Regions from separate parts of the Homo sapiens genome. Here region 1 is linked to region 2. The links are chromatin loops, found by intact Hi-C in ENCODE. Cell type or tissue: adrenal gland. All regions are shown on one strand. Each heading gives the region's core, and the rest is flanking DNA. Links, peaks and the distances in the headings are about the cores only. Region 1 has its middle 140 kb from the start of DMRTA1. Region 2 overlaps DMRTA1 (DMRT like family A1).

Region 1 (8,348 bases), core at 26-8,025, 160 kb after region 2:
CCAATGTATGGAAAGTACTTAACAGTATCCAGTACAAATTAAGAAATCTTTTCTTTTCTATTTTGTTTTGTTTTTTTTTTTGAGATGGAGTCTCGCTCTTGTTGCCCAGGCTGGAGTGCAGTGGTACGATCTGGGCTCACTGCTACCTCTGTCTCCCGGATTCAAGGAATTCTCCTGCCTCAGCCTCCTGAGTAGCTGAAATTACAGGCACCCACCACCACACCTGGCTAATTTTCGTAGTTTTGGTAGAGATGGGTTTTCACCATGTTGGCCAGGCTGGTCTTGAACTACTGACCTCAAGTGATCTGCCTGCCTTGGCCTCCCAAAGTGCTGGGATTACAGGCATGAGCCACCGTGCCCGGCTTGTAATTCTTAATAGTAATATTAATATTATTAATCCATGAATTCTACACATGACTCAGTTTTTGCTGCTTGTGTCTCAGTCCTGATATCCAAACATCTTACCTGCTTTTTGACCTCTCTTGGTACATATCTATTTGTCCTGGTCTCCTATTCTTTGTTCTTTCTTGGTTGCCTTTTGTCATACACTGTGGCACTTAATAGTGACTTATAGTGCCTCTCTGAGCTTCCCTGCCAAGCTGACTTCCATTGCCTTAGTCACTGGCCCTGCCACCTCCTCATTGGTACAGAAGAAACTCCTAATCCTGACTCTACATAGTCAAACTTACATTGCTGCTTCAACCTTTTTGTCTTGTATGAAATCAAGACAAGGATATGGGTACCAACTCTTGAATTACGTGTCTCTTTTGATAAACAACTTTTTCCCATACTTTTCTAATATTAGCCATCCAATTTAAAAGTCAGATTAACAGAAACCCAGGAAGACACTATGTCATTTAGTCAATCATTCGCTCATTACTTATCTATTTAGACACACTGAAGACGAAAGAGCTTACTGCAACCAGAGTAAAGATTACTCCTCAACCCCAACTACTTTCTTCTTTCTTATCTCTACAACTATGACTCAAAAGAGCATAAACATGTACAGGAGTGACACATGTAGAGTATTAGAGCACTCACGGGAATATTGAAAATCTCAAAAATATAAGAGAATGCCATGAACTTGCCTAATACAAGAGGAAAGATCAAACCCCAGGAAAAGGGGGGACATAAAGCAGGAACTTTAGAAGTACCAAAATAATAAGAGCTGAGATACAGGAAAATGGGTTTAGGTGGTATGAGAAACAAAGAAAAGGCATTTCTGCATAATAAACATTTATTTAGGGATCACACAGAGATTTTGGCAGTGAGGTCCCACACTCTTTGGTAGTGAATAGAAAGGAATTCACTAGACTAAAACAAACATTGATGACTTTTTCATGATATTTCCCCATTCCATTCTGGTTTGAATTTATTCACCGGGAATATTGAATAAAGAGCCGCTTAGACATGATCTCAAAGACATGTGCACACCCACATTCATTGCAGCATTTCATACAGTAGCCAATTGATGCAACCCAATGTCCATCAACAAATAAATGGATAAAGAAAATGTGGTATATATATACAATGGAATATTATTGGCCTTAAAAAAGAAGGAAATCCTGTTACATACTACAACACTGGTGAACCTTGAGGACGTTAGGCTAAATGAAATAGGCCAGTCATAGAAGACAAATACTGTATGATTCCATTTATATGAAGTATTTAAAGGAATCCAATTCATAGAAACAAAAAGTAGAATGGTAGTTTCCAGGAACTGGAGGGGAGGGGGAAATGGGGAGTTGTTCAATGGATACAGAGTTGCCGTTTTACAAGATAAAAAGTGCTGGAGATCTGTTGCGAAACAATGCGAAAATACTTAACACCACTGAGCTGCACACTTAAAATGGTTAAGATGGTAAATTTTAGGTCATGTGTTTCTTACCACCATTTTTTAGAAAATTGTTGATTAAACCTTTTTCAGCAGTGTGTGTGTGTGTGTGTGTGTGTGTGTGTGTGTACGTGCATGCATGTTTTCTTTTGGTTGAGATGAGTACATTGCAGTAAACAACCTCCACAACTACCCCCAGCAATAGTAGTCTATCACGACCCTTTAATGTGGATGATGTAGTGGCTGGGGAATCCACCCATGGAGACAACCCAGCGGGAAGAAATAAAGCACAATCTCCTCTTTCTCCCTCCATAGAGAAGAACATATAGGTACAACTTACAGACCAAAGATAGCAAGCCTGCTGCTATGTTACAAGGATTCAAAGCAAATTCGATATAAGGTTGCATCCATCATTCGCTGTTGATTTATAAGTGGTAAAGAGCATTCCTATCGTACTATATTAATCAGGGTCAAAGCTCCATTTTTTTCCATTTTTTTCAGTATGCCCAAAAAAGTCTTTAGCCACTCATCCTCCAAAGTCTCAGTGCCTCCCCCACACCCTGTCACACACATACATGCTATTCTAAAACATCTCAGGATTCTCTTAAATAAAACTCTATTTCACCATTGTGATTACACTTCTGATCATTTTATAACTTTTGGACATTTAATCCATATAATGGCTGTATTCATTTTTGTTGATGTTCTTGCTATTTTTTATAATGTCATATATGTACCTATATATATTATGAGGCATATCCAACTTGGTCAAATTTTGTGTTTTTTTCTTTAGTAAAGACAGCAGGCATGAAGGTAACTCATTATCAGTACATATCACAGGCTAAAATCTTTGAAAATGCAAAAGTTATTTTATAAATTTCTACTAGTTAAATTTTTCTGCCTTTCTAAAGCCTCAACTGTAGATGCTGGTATTTTCTGACTCTCTTTTGAGACAAAATTTCATTTTAGGATTAATCACCTCATAGCAGACAGCAGCTTCATAAATTCTTACAGCCAAGTAGCAGGCACTCTGCTAAGCACTTTACAAACATTATCTTTTTCATTCCTCACAGTAAGCCTATGAGAAAGGTATTATCATTATTAACCCTAATTTATGAATAAGAAAATTGAGATTAGAGAGATTAAATAGATTACCCATGCTCTGGTTTCTCTTCAGATCGTATAAATCTTTCACCTTTTACTAAATAGATTACCCAAAGTTACATAATAAGTAGAAGAGCAAAGATTGTAACTCATTCACCATAAACTTTCTGCTTAGTCCAAACTTTTGCGGAAAACTCGGGTTTAATTCATTATTCATTTCACCAAACAAGACTATAACCTTCTCAGTAGCTATCAAAATGTCTTGGTACATTCATCATTTGTTCAGTCATTGCCTTATTCATTCAATGAGCATTGTTCTAGGTACTAGGTACAGCTATGAACACACATCCTACTCTCATGGAACTCATGGTCTAGTTCATATTGAAGGGGCTCCAGTATCTGCACTAATAAGAAGAATTCTCATAGAGGGACAGCGCTCTTTGTCTTCCACGCTAGGATCAGAGAGCCAGTGCAAGACAGAAGGTTTTATGTTGTGTGGTGTAAGTAAAAAGCAATCACTCCTTGTGAAGAATAGTGTTTCCTCTTTTCCATTTGTATCAAAGTTTACAGACACAACTTACCTAAGTTACATGAATTTTCACAAATATGCCCTATGATATTGATTTAGTTGTGTATGAGGTGACTTTTTGAAAAGAAGCATATATTCCGACTCTTCACATATCTTCTTTAGCTGTTATTAAAATCTTAAAGATAAATATACTAGGAGTATAGTTGGTACTCTTTTTCCCTAAACTTCTTGCTTTTCACTTGCCCATTTACGAGTTCAAAGAAGTTCCTTATCCAACAAATGGGCTTTCACAAAACATGCAATGATAAGAGACAAAGCCAGTATCTTGACAAATGGAGATTCATTTTTCTCAGCACAACATATTAAAAAAAAAAAAAAAGGGTTAGAGCCTCCAAGTGAAAAACCCTGAAGGGGAACAACTCGTAAGTTCACAAGTCTTAAAACTTCAGAATTGCTAAATCGTCAACTTTCATGTCCCATTAAATGTGCAGACTCAAAAATCCTGGATTTACTCTTGTTTTATTTAACAAGGGCTGATTAGCTTTGCAATTAAGCCATATAGTTCTTAGGCTTTGCTCTGAAAGAATACCCATCTACTTACTGCCACTTAAAAAGTCTTACTTTCTTTATAATAGCCTTTTTGGTTAGTTTCAATTGGGAAGAACAGCCAATATCTCACAGCACCATTTAACACAAACTCAGTCTACAAGTACACTAAGGAACAAGCAATCGTCTCAGCTTGTAGTTAATGAATCAAAGTTTAAGACGACAAATTGGCTTGCTGAGGCAAAATAGTTAATTAACTTTTAGTCAGAAATATTCATCTTGCTTTCCTGGCATAAACAAGTCTCATAAACTCTGTTTACTTACTCAAGTGTTTTTCTCCTCTTCTACATCCCTAGGCATCATTCAGAGCTCTTAATATATCATGTCAGACTATCTTCATAATTTTCATCCAATTTTTTAAGTTTTCAGCCTCTAAGACAAAAAAAAAAAATACATCCCCTCATTAATCTGGGTTCTGTAAACAGTGGAGTACACATTAAAACAAAAAAGAAAAGAAAACCTCCAACATTAAATTCTGTAGGCTCCATGACTTTGGAGGCTAATTGAATCAGACTTCGTGTTCCTTAAAGTAAACACATTAATTTCAGATGTTCAGTTAACTCGGTTTGTTTAGCCTGTCAGGTAAGCCTGTAGACTAATGTAGCAGTGGCTAGCGTGTCCAATTAGCAAAGAGGTTTAATGGCAACTACTCCAGACCCTCTTGCCTCTGGTACTTTACAGATGTACCATTTCCTTAAAACAAAATTTTAAATATTAGCTAATAAGAGAACTATGTCAACAGCTTTGATGAATATATACCTGAACAGCGATTACATTATATACTCCTTAACCAATCTTCCAAGCTGGCCTTTTGCTAATTTTTCCCCCAATTTTCATGTTTCTTCTGGAGAAACACTCATACTTTCACTGGCAACAACATCTATTTGTTATCCTCTGTCATTGCCTGTGTTTTCTAAGGGAAGTCTGTCTGCTACAGTGAATGCTTACATTTAACAGCTACTAACAACAAATGCTGCTTAAATTTTTTTCTTTGCTGTGTTGCCACAACGTTTACATTTTTTTCCTAGCTCTGTGCCAGTTTTCTGAAACCTCAAGTCAACATCATTTTATGAGATGGTTTTTCCAAAAGCAAATTATAGGTTCATAAATTAAGTAAGTGTGGGACCAGAAATGGTGCTTATTTTTGAAATGACTCATTTGTGTGTCTGTATGAAAAGTCAGGTAAATGCCTTCCTACATACATTTAGAGACAAACATAGTGTGCTAGAGAAAGCAACCCTCGACTAAAAAATAAATTATGCTCCCACAAAGTTTATTTGTATGTTGTCATATTTTCCCATAAGTTAAACATATTTTAACTTAGGTAAGTATTTAACTTATGTGAGTTAAACATACTTTCCCATAAAACCAATCCAAAATAAGGTTGATATTGTTTAAGTCAACAAACATTTATCTGACTCCTACAATGCACCAGGTGAAGTTCTAAGAGCCAGGAGTACTAAGATGAATAAGACAGGGTGCTGTCCTCAAGATTTACAAGGTAATAGGACAGAATTTATTTTTATGGGAAATGTATTCAAAGATTTTCCTTAGGAGTCTAAGCATGTATTTTTTTCACTCTACTGATGGATACTCATATACCTCTAGCTACCACCTTCCTAACACCTAACACCTGGAGCAGACTCTCCAATGTGGAATGATAAGTGCATGAGTTATTAAGTGAAATAAAAAAGGTACTCACCCAAGGAAAGGACGAGGGGAGTATGAATGGATAGAAAGCCTTTCTGAAGAAGACGATAGATCAGTTGAATCATGAGGGATGGGTGAAATTCATTACACCACGGAGTCTCAAAAAGTGTGAATTCAGACCATCAGCATCAACCTGATGTAAGAACTTGTTAGAAATCTAAACTAGGAGGTGGAACAAGATGGAAGAATAGAAAGCTACACCAATGGTTCCCCCAAACAAGGATATCGATTTAACTACTATCTACACAGAAAGAGCACCTTCATAAGGACCAAAAACCAGGTGAGCACTCACAGTACCTAATTTTAACTTCACATCTCAGAAAGAAGCACTGAAGAGACAGAAAAAACAGTACTGAATTGTGGATGCCATCTGTCTCCCACCACAGACAGAAACAGCATGGTTCAGAGAGCATCTCTGGGCACTGGAAGAGGGAGAACTCAGAAATTGTGAGGCACTGAACTCAGTTCTCTCCTGTTAGAACAGAAAGGAAAAGCAAATCAAACTTAGCAGATGCCCACACACAGATGGTGCCTTTAATCCATCCCTTGCCAGAGGGGAATTGCTAATCCCAGCAGCCCAAACTTGAGTGCCCACAAACCTCCCCACCAAGGGGCAAAAAGCCTTTTGTCTCTAAGTAAACTTAAAAGGCAGTCTAGGCCATAAGGACTGCAACTTCTAGGTGGATCCTAGGGCTGAACCGGGCCCAGAGACAATGAACTGAGGGGACATGTGACATACTGAGACACCAACTGGGACAGCCAAGAGAGTTCTGGCATCACCCCCTTCCCATTCCCAGACTGAACAGCCTATGGGTCCAAAAGAGACCCCTTTCTTCTGCTTGAGGAGAGGAGAGGAAACAAAGGGGAGAACTTTGTCTTCCATCTGGGATGCCAGCTCAGACACAGCAGGATAGGACACTAGTCAGAGTCATGGGGTCTCTGTTCCAGACCCAAGCTCTCAGACAACATTTCTACACACACCTTGGGCCAGGAGGGAACTGGCTGTCTTAAAGGAAATGACCCAGTTCTGGAAGTATTAATCACCTGCTAACTAAAGAGCCCTTGGGACCTGAATAACAAGCAGCAATACCCAAGTATGACATCGAAGGCCTTAGTGAGCCTCTGAGACTTACTGGTTTCAGATGAGACTCAGCACATTACCAGCTGTGGTGGCTAAAGGGAAAAATTCCTTTCCTTCTGCTTGAGAAAACCAGAGGGAAAAGTAAAGGGGACTCTGTCTTGCACCTTAGGTACTAACATGGCCACAAGGGGGGTAGAGCACCAAGTGGACTCTTAGGGTACCCAATTCCAGGACTTCATTATTTGATGGTATTTCTGGACCTGCCCTGGGCCAGAGAAAAGCCACTGCCGTGAAGGGTAAGTACTAGGCCAGGCAGCTTTCAACACAAGCTGACTTAAGAGACCTTGGGCATTAAGGGAACACTGGTGGTAGTCTATCATTATCCCACATGGCCAGGGGTGTTGGTGGCTACGAGGTGAGGCCTTTCTGCCTTTGGAAAGGCAAGGGAAGAGTGGGAAGAACTGCATCTTATAGTTTGAGTACCAACTCAGCTGCAATAAAAGGAATGCCAGGTAGACTTCTAAGGTTTATGACTCTAGTCTCTGACTCCCAGATGACACTGCAGTACCCACCCGGGGCCTGGGGGAACTCACTGACCTGTAAAGAAGGACACGGGCCTGGCTGGCTTAGCCACTGCCTGATTATAGAGCCCTGGGGCCTTGAGCGAACACAGGCAGTAGCCAGGGAGTGGTTACAGCAGGCCTTGGGTGAGACCCAGTACTGTGCTGGCTTCAGGTCTGACCCACTGCATTCATAATGGTGGTGGTTACAGGAGCGCTTGTATCACTCCACCTCTGCTCCAGGTGTCTCAAAACAGAGAGAGAGTCTCAGTACGTTTAGGGGAAAGTAAGGGAAGAGAACAAGAATATCTGCCTGGTAATCCAGAGAATTCTCCTGGATGTTGTCCAAGACCATCAAGGTGATACCTCTGTGAGTCTGCAAGAACTACAGTGTTACTGGGCTTGAGGTGCCTCCTAAAGCATATACAGCCTTAGATCACAACACCCAAGTCCTTTCAAATATCTGGAAAGCCTCCCAAGAAGGATGGCTACATATAAGCTCAGACAGTGAAGACTACAATAAGTACCTAACTTTTCAATGCCCAGACACCCAAGAACATTGACTAGCATCAACACCATCCAGCAAAACATGACCTCACCAAATGAACTAAATAAGGCACCAGAGATCAATCCTAGAGAAACAGAGATAAGTGACCTTTCAGAAGGAGAATTCAAACAGCTGTATTGAGGAAACTCAAAGAAATTCAAGATAACACAGAGAAAAAAATCAGAATTCTATCAGATAAAGTTAACGAAGAGATTGAAATAGTTAAAGGAATCAAGAAGAAATTCTGGAGCTGAAAAATGCAGTTGGCACACTGAAGAATGCATCAGAGTCCTTTAATAGCAAAATGGATCAAGAAGAAGAAAGAATTAGTGAGCTTGAAGACAGACTATTTGTAAATACACAGCCAGAGGAGACAA
Region 2 (8,348 bases), core at 188-8,187:
GCAAATCTTACGGTTTCTACATTCAAAATGTATCTACCATCTTATTACTACTTACCACACCTCCAACTCTTTTTTTATTTTTACAATCATCTTCTAAGCCACTGTCGTCTCTTATCTGGTTTACACAACAACCTCCAAATGTATGTTTTTGCTCCCTTCTTTGCTCCTTTGTTCTCCACCACACAGTGAGAATGATCTTTTAAAATGACGTTTTCCTATGTCAAAAATCTCGACTTTGTATGTTGTCTTGAATGAAATTCATGCATATTCTGTGGATTATGTCAATTTCCTAGTTGTGACATTGCACTAAAATTATTCAAGATGTTACTCTTGGAGAAAAGTGGGTAAAAGGTATATGGGATGTTTCTGTACTGTTTCTTACAATGACAAGTAATTTTAAAATTATCTTAAAATAAATTTTTAAAGCTAGTGAAATCAACAGTAGGTCAGCCTAAAGACATTAGGCATTTACTATTATTGATTCCCTGTATTTAATATGTGCCCATGCTTTGATTCGGAGTAAGAAAAAATACTGCTTCATAAAGCTATACAATTGAAAAACTATGAAATTTATAATATTTTATATGCTTGATTTTGTTCTGTCAACTTGGCTAAGACTGGAAACTAAATTTCCCGGAATTTCCTTCCCTATATGTTTCAAAGTTTGAGTTGGCCCAAAGAGGAACTCTACAAGATTTACAAAGCAGAAAGGAAGCAGAAGTCATTACAGTGAGAAAGATTCAGCGGTACCCAGCAGGTCTTAACTTGTCCTTTCTCTCTTCCACTAGAAAATTAGCGTATATTCCTAATTGCTGATCTTGTCGACCAAGAGCAGCCCAATTCCCACCAGCAGGTGTTTGGCTGAGGACTCACGGATGTAGTAGCTACATAGAGAAAACTGCTTTCTATAGACACCTCCATAGTGCCCTTTCCATTAAGCCACTCTGGCAAGATCATGTGCACTGGGTTTTGGAGATTAAAAGTCGGAGTGGATTTATTACATGTTAACTGCTTATGCACCTCTAAATTATATTCCCTAGGAGACCCTCGAAGATGGTACCCCCTTGGTAAAGAAAGCACCATCATCATCAAAGTCCTCTGTTGTGGCTTTTCCCTGTATGCCAGGGATATCTGTGAGACTTGTGGCCAGGAAAATACCCTCCCTGAATTCACAAGGGATGATGTGACCCAGGAGTTGTGAAATCCAAGAAGTGGCACTTATATTACAGATACAAGATGGACATGAATTCTATGTTTTAAAAAATTGTGCTGAAGCAATTACCAGAATGATATGACCTACAGAGATGTTTTGCATTGACTAATCAATAATTGTGTTTCTACAAATGAAATAGGTGGGCAGGTTAATAAAGTCACACTTGATTTGTATAGGTGGAAAAGCACTAGGTCTGATAAAGCTAAGTCTGCCTCAAATTATCATAAGGAAAGTAATGACCCCTCAACATACTTCTAGAGTTGAACCTGTTTATAGACCCAGAGCCTCTTGCAGAAAGTGAAGATGGGTACTTGTAAGTAGAGACTCTGCTACACTTTCAGTAATTTACATAGTAAATATTTCTCCTAGCTTTCTCCGAAAGGACCTAAACCAATTTACCAAGAGACTATACATTAAGAAAATAAAAATAACCCTACTTTTTAGAATTTACCGAACAATAACTACTCTCTAGAAACCTAAACTGCCACTGTGGTCCACCAGGCTGGGTAGGTCTTAAAGAGGTGAGTAAGGTCTAATCATCAATGACAGTTTGGTTCAAGTCCATCTCACAGTGAGTCTAATGGGCTCCCAAATCTATTCTACATTTATTTCCTCATTTCTGGAAAGCATCTTTGGAAGATACATATTCAAAAACTGGCAGAATTTCCACATTGGATCTCTGACACAGGGACTGAGGACTATTACAATTGGAAATGTCAAATAGAGTCTTAAGAACTTTTCTCCCTCCCAAAGCAGTGAAACAAAAGCAATAACACATTCCTAGAGGGACCACCAAAGTTTGTGCCACAGTCAAGGATGGAAGGGGTCCTAACACATTCCCATTCAAATCACCTATTTGGCCTGTGGCTAAGGCAGATGGATCTTGTGGAATGACATAAACTTAATTAGGTAATGATTATAACTGCAGTTGTATTTCCAGATGTAGTTGCTTTATTGGAACAAACCAACACAGCCTCTTTTTTGTAGTTTTAGGCTGCTGATGTCATAAATACTTTTTCTCTATACTTGTTAGTAAGAACCACTAGAAGCAGTAATGCACGTAGCATTCCTTAAGACTATTTCAACTCTCCAGCTCTCTGCTACAGTGTAGTCCACCAGGAAGTTGTTTGCTTCTCCACTCTATGGGACATCAAGCAAGTCTACTACATAGATAGGCCACCAAGAACTTGTTTGCTTCTCCATTCTACGGGACATCAAGCAAGCCTACTATATAGATATCATTCTGATTGAACCCAATAAGCAGAAGGTAGAAAATACTCTAGATATCTTGTCCAGAGATATGCATGCCAGAGGCTTGAAGAATAAACCCTATAAACATTCACGAGCATGTAATATCTGTGGAATTTGTAGGAATTAGGGCCTGGTGCATATTGAAACATCTCTTATCAGATGGAAAACATGTTTGTGTATCTGACACCTGCTATCTCTAAGAGGTGGAGCTCTGTATTTTGGTTCCAATAGATACCTGATTTGGGCATCTTACTTTAAACCATTTACCAAATAATCCAATAAGCTCTCAGTTTTGAGTCAGGCCCAGATTACAAGGTGGTTCTGCAACAGAGCCAAACTGTCATTCAACCTCTCCTGCCATGTGGGCCATATAACCCAGCAAATCCAATGGGGCTTGAGGTGTCTTATGGCAGCTAGAGATCCTAAGGGAAACCTTCAGCAGATCCTTATAGGTGATTCACAGTATACCCCTCTCAGACTTCAGAGAAAAGTTTTGTTTTCTCACAGGGAATTATTGTCCTTTTGAGAAACTGCTTCCTTCTTGTTACAGGTTCCCACCAGAGTCCTGACACTTAGTATTGGCCATCAAATAAGCAGGTGACCATAAGTATTCATATTAACAAGGTGTTGTCTGACTCGCCAAGTGTTACGTAGCAGTACTTCATCAAGTGGAAACAATAGATGAATTTTCCTCCAAAGATGTTGAAGTAAGTCATAAATAAGTTGCATAGAAAGTGGCTTAAATTCCCATGGCTTCTATTCCTGCCACACCACCTCCTCTCTCTTATGTGGAGCTGTCTATTACAGCAGAATGAGGAAGAACAATTTTATCCTTGTTCACAGTTGGTTCTGCCCTATTCTGGCACTATCTGAATTGGACGATGAGGCACTACAGGTGTGGCCTTGAAGTATAGTGGTGAAGAAAATTTTTCCAACGGGAAGAACTTCAAGCTATACACCTGATTGTTCATTTTGCCTGGCAGGAGATATGGATAGAGGTACATATCTGGAATCAGTCATGAGCAGTGACTAACAGTTTGGCTGGATGGTAAGCAAGTTAGAAGAAACAAGATTGGAAAATCAGTAACAAGGTCTAGAGAAAAAGTATACAGAAAGACTTCTCTAAATGGGCACAAAATATGAAGATATTTTTGTCTTACATAAATGCTCAAATAAGAGCAGCTTCCCAAGAGGAATATCTTAAAAATCTCATGCACAAGATTACCCATTCTTTTATTCCCATAATTGCCCAGTTGGCTCATGAAGAGAATGATCATGGAAGCAGAGATGGAGTCTATGCGTGGTCTCAGCAACATGGACTTCCATTCATTAAGGCCAGTTTGGATAGAGCCACTGCTGACTACCCAAACTGCCAAGAGCAAAGATCTACACTGAGTCCCTGAAATAGCACCATTCCCTGGAGGAACCAGCCAGCCACCTGGTGGCAGGTTGATTACATTGGATCACTTCCATCATTGAAGGAGTACCTCTTTGTTCTCACTGAGGAAAAACAACAACAACAAAAAACACTTATGTTAGATATGGTTTTGCCTTTCCCACTCCTGATGTTTCTGCTAAAACCACCAGCTGTGGGTTTACACAATGCCTTATTCACCTTTATAGTATTCCATATGACATTACTTCTGACAAAGAAACTCATTTTATAGCAAATGAAGTGCAATGTTGGGCTCATGCTCATGCAATTTACTGGTATCCTCCTGTTCCCTTCATCCTGAAACAGCTGGTCTAATAAAATTATGGAATGGTCTTTGGAAGACTCAGTTATGGCACCAGCTGGTGAAAGCACTTTATGGGGCTGCAATAATGTCTTCCTGGATGTAAGATATGCTTTGAATCACCTATAAATATGTAGCGATGTTTCTCCTATACCCAGGATTCATGAGTCTGGGAATCATAGGGTAGATATGAGAATGACTCCTTTCACATTAATCCTAATGATCCACTGGTAATATTTTTGTTCAGATTCTCTACAAATTTTGACCTTTCAGGTTCAGAGAACTTACTTCCCAAAGAAGAAATTCATGACAGAATACAACATTGTACTGGAATTCGCAACTACCACTGGCTATTTGGGGCACCTCAGACACTGAAACAACAGGAAAGAGGCAGGGGTAGCATTCCCAGTATTCAGAAGATCCTCCAGAGCATCACTTAGACTTTCAATATTTTGTGGTAAAAGTTCATGAAAAGCTACAACAACCTAATAGAGGCAGGGCTATAATGGTAGAGATGCTTCACGAACCAGGATTTGGGTCACTCTATCAAGTAAGGAACCACAATTAACTGAGACACTTTCAGGGAGCAGAGAAAATATGAATTGCCTAGTGGAAGAAGGCAGTTATAAATAACATCTGTGGTCTTATGACCAGTTATGATCCCATGACTGAACATGAGGGCTCTAGTAGATAAAAAATATTTATCAATGTATTTATTGCTTCAAAGTAAGTGTATTTGTGTGTGTGTGTGTTTCCCCTTTCTCCTAGTCTAACAAAAGATTTATTAATAGTAGTTACCTATATCTCAGGATTAAAGCTATAGGATATTCAAAGGAGGGTTTGACTGAGTACAACAGAAATGAGCATAACCCACAGATAGGTAAGTCACTTTGTGTGTTCCCTTTTGGGGAGTGGGCTAGTGTGTTTTTGTTGTACGAAATATGGTTATATCAACTGCAGGTAAAAGAATGATTTTGTTTTTGCTCTGAAAGCCGTGTTGACAAGGAGTACACTGTACTAGACTACACTATCAGTTTGGCTGACTGCAAATTACATTTCTCAGAATTCCCTTTCCTGTATTGTTCAAAGTGAGATTGGCCCAGAAAAAGGAATTATGGTGAGATTGTTAAGGTAGAAGTGAAACACAAGTCATTAAGGTTAGATACCCAGTGATTTCCAGGCTGTCTTCACTTTTCCTTACTCCACATCTAGCTTGTCTTCCTGCCTTCTGACCTCACTGACCCATGGTGGCACAGGTTCACCACCAGGTGTTTGCTCACAGACCAACAGAGCTAGAACCTACACAGAGGCACTGGTTTCCCATAGCCCCCCTTCAGAACCCCTGGCTGGGAACCATTTGAGTGATTGGACATGCTGGACTTCACAGAGCTTCAGTTCCCACTTGTCAGCCCACACCAGTGCTTCAAGTAGATGAGTGAATCTTTCTCTTATCTGCCAATTTCCCTCTTCCAGACATTCATTTTCAAGCTCCTCCTTTGTTTATGTTAGGTTAAATTTCTATAACTCCCTTATTTCCACATATTACATGGACTCTGTTTTCCTGACAACCCCAATAAATGTAGCATAAACACAAACTATGATTTCGATGTTTATTTTCTTCAGAAAGCCCTGAAAATAATCCAAATAACATATACGAGAATATGTTACAAAACACGTGGCTCGCCTATGAAATGAACAACCAAACACGAAGTCTGGAACTAAGCCTGTACGCTGCTCTAGTGATGGCTGCCCTTTGGGCTCCACATCCACTAAGTGGATTAAATGCAATTACAGTACTCTTTGTTGAGAGACTGCCACGAGGGGGCAAAGATAATATCTTAATACAAAGTAATAACAGTGAGAGTTATTTATTTAGCATCCCGTATATAAGCATTACTGTACTCTGCCGTTTATTTAAGCTTTTATCTCCACGAATCTTGCAAGTTAAATATTATTACCCTTGTTTTGCTGAGAAGAAATAAATGTCCAAAGAGTATAAGTAACCTGTCCAAGTCATATAGATAAATCCATTCTAGGTTTCCTCAATTCCAAAACAATTGCTTCTTCTAGAAAGACATATTGGTATTTACCTTATAGGAATTGTACTAATATTTGTCTTCAGTGTTCTCCCATATCCTCTTTAAGCCCCACTCATGCCTATATACCTTACACTAACCTCTGTCAGTTTTATTCCCTTGTAAGTCACGCACTGCGTTCTATGTCTTTCTTTTCTGCCTACTCTCAGGAGGCTATCACATAGGCAAAATTCTGATGAGCAAAACTGCACTGTGTTTTATTGATAAATAATGGTAGGGTGTTTTAATTTTCATGGCCTTAGAATTGAAATTCCATGACTTATTTATTTAACAAATACTTTCCATGTTTCTAATGAGCTACAAAATGATTCAGTCCCAATATTAAAGCAGTAATTAAAAATCCCATCAATCAGGCTCTGATTGGTATTTTCTACATGCATTTTTCAATGAGTTCCAGATGCTTTATCATACGAGGCAGCCACTACACTCTTGGACAGCTGTTAACTGTGAAAAAAGTCATTCCTTATGTTCTTCTGAATACTCTATGAAATGTTTGCCTCTTAGGCCCTCTATATGATACAGAATAAACCCAATTCATTTTTGTTATATGCTAGCTCTTAAAGCATTTACCCCCTCTTTCTTCCCACCACTAATTAGTGGCTTAGGAGTTCAGGCTTCAAGCAGCATCCATGGATATAAATATCAAGATTACAAAGAACTCATTGATGTACCAACACTGTCAAATAATACCAACATTGGTTGATTGGTTGTTTTTGTACACACAATATAGACCGTGAGCAACTTGAGGCAAAGTCTTGTATCTTAATCATTTCTTTATCTCTTGTGTCTAACACAGTGCATGGCACAAATAGATTATTAAAAATATTAAATAGGTGTTGAATGAAGAAATTATTAAGCTAATACTTGCTTTTATTTTTTTTCAGTCAGTGGAAATCTAGTGTATAGGTTGAGAACCTATATCAGACACTGTTCAAGGCCATGAATGAAAAAAACAGACATGAATCCTTCCTCAGACATTGGAGTCTGAAATTGCTGAAGTGAGCACAGTAATTCCACTGCAGATGACTCATATTACTAACCTTAGGGAGAAAAAACCCTACTGCTGAGCCCCAATTTCCTCATATACTACTGAGTTGTTAGACAAATGACCTATTTGATAAGATTAAGTCCTTAAATTATTATAAAGAGTATGGAATGTGTAAGGCATTATATAAATTAAGTTTTATGATTATAAAACTATTTTATAAATTCGAATACTGCCCAAAATGGATGTTCTCCCAAGGTCAAAAGCAATTCAGTTTCTCAGATACAAGCACATCATTATAAAACCACATACATAATGCAGTAACTCTAGGATTTTTTTTTAAACCATATCTCTATTGTATAATGTAACTTCCTTTAGAGCACAATATTTTACATTCAGTATCCTCTACAGGATCTAGCACTTTTCAGAAAAATAGCATTCAATAAGTGGATTAATGCAATAGAAACAACTGAAGAATCACCAAGGAATCTAACCTGAATACCATTTAGGAGATTCAAGAACCCAGTGAAATTGTATGCAAAACTGTGTGTCTGTACGCCATTTTGTAGAGTTCTTCAGTTTTATCAGAGTCTCAAAGAGATCTATTATATATAAGAGTTTCTTACTCAGTATATATGAATTGAATTTCAACTACTTGCTAGACATTGTACTACGGTTTAGGCTTAGAATATAAAACTTTTTTATAATAAATGAATATTGAGTACATCGAAATTTTTCAAGATCTGCTTTCTTATATTCACACCATTAAAATTAATGCATAACCTAATAAACACATTTACATCCTAAATCAGCATCAGATACTCTGAAGTAATTTAATATCACATTTGCTGGCAAAATATTCCTTGGAAATACATTCTTACTGGCTTCATGAAAAACGCCTCCATGATAATATAACCTATAGGGGTTTAATGTATGTCTACATAGACTTATATATGTGCATATAGATGCATACACACATACGTATATACATATAATTTAAAAAATCTTTAGTGAGTCATGCTGCTTAAATAGTTTAAACAATCTCTAATTCATCAACTATCTTTTAC

The links. Peaks named below come from ENCODE experiments on the same cell type or tissue, not always from the same donor. Only the 100,000 strongest peaks of a DNase experiment are listed, where the experiment ranks them.
Region 1: a loop joins it to region 2, with 4 times the contacts of the local background. A loop is called at or near these places in 74 of 110 quality-filtered maps.

Annotation. Positions count from the first base shown.
Region 1 is chr9:22,297,697-22,306,044 of GRCh38, reverse strand. No RefSeq gene overlaps it. Among named protein-coding and RNA genes, the nearest start is that of DMRTA1, 140 kb to the left of the region's middle. In adrenal gland, for the core only: no CTCF peak of the experiment used is centred there; no DNase peak of the experiment used is centred there.
Region 2 is chr9:22,453,189-22,461,536 of GRCh38, reverse strand. It overlaps DMRTA1 (DMRT like family A1), which reads right to left. Exons shown (of 2, transcript NM_022160.3): 2 at 5,797-8,348. Among named protein-coding and RNA genes, the nearest start is that of DMRTA1, 11 kb to the right of the region's middle. In adrenal gland, for the core only: no CTCF peak of the experiment used is centred there; no DNase peak of the experiment used is centred there.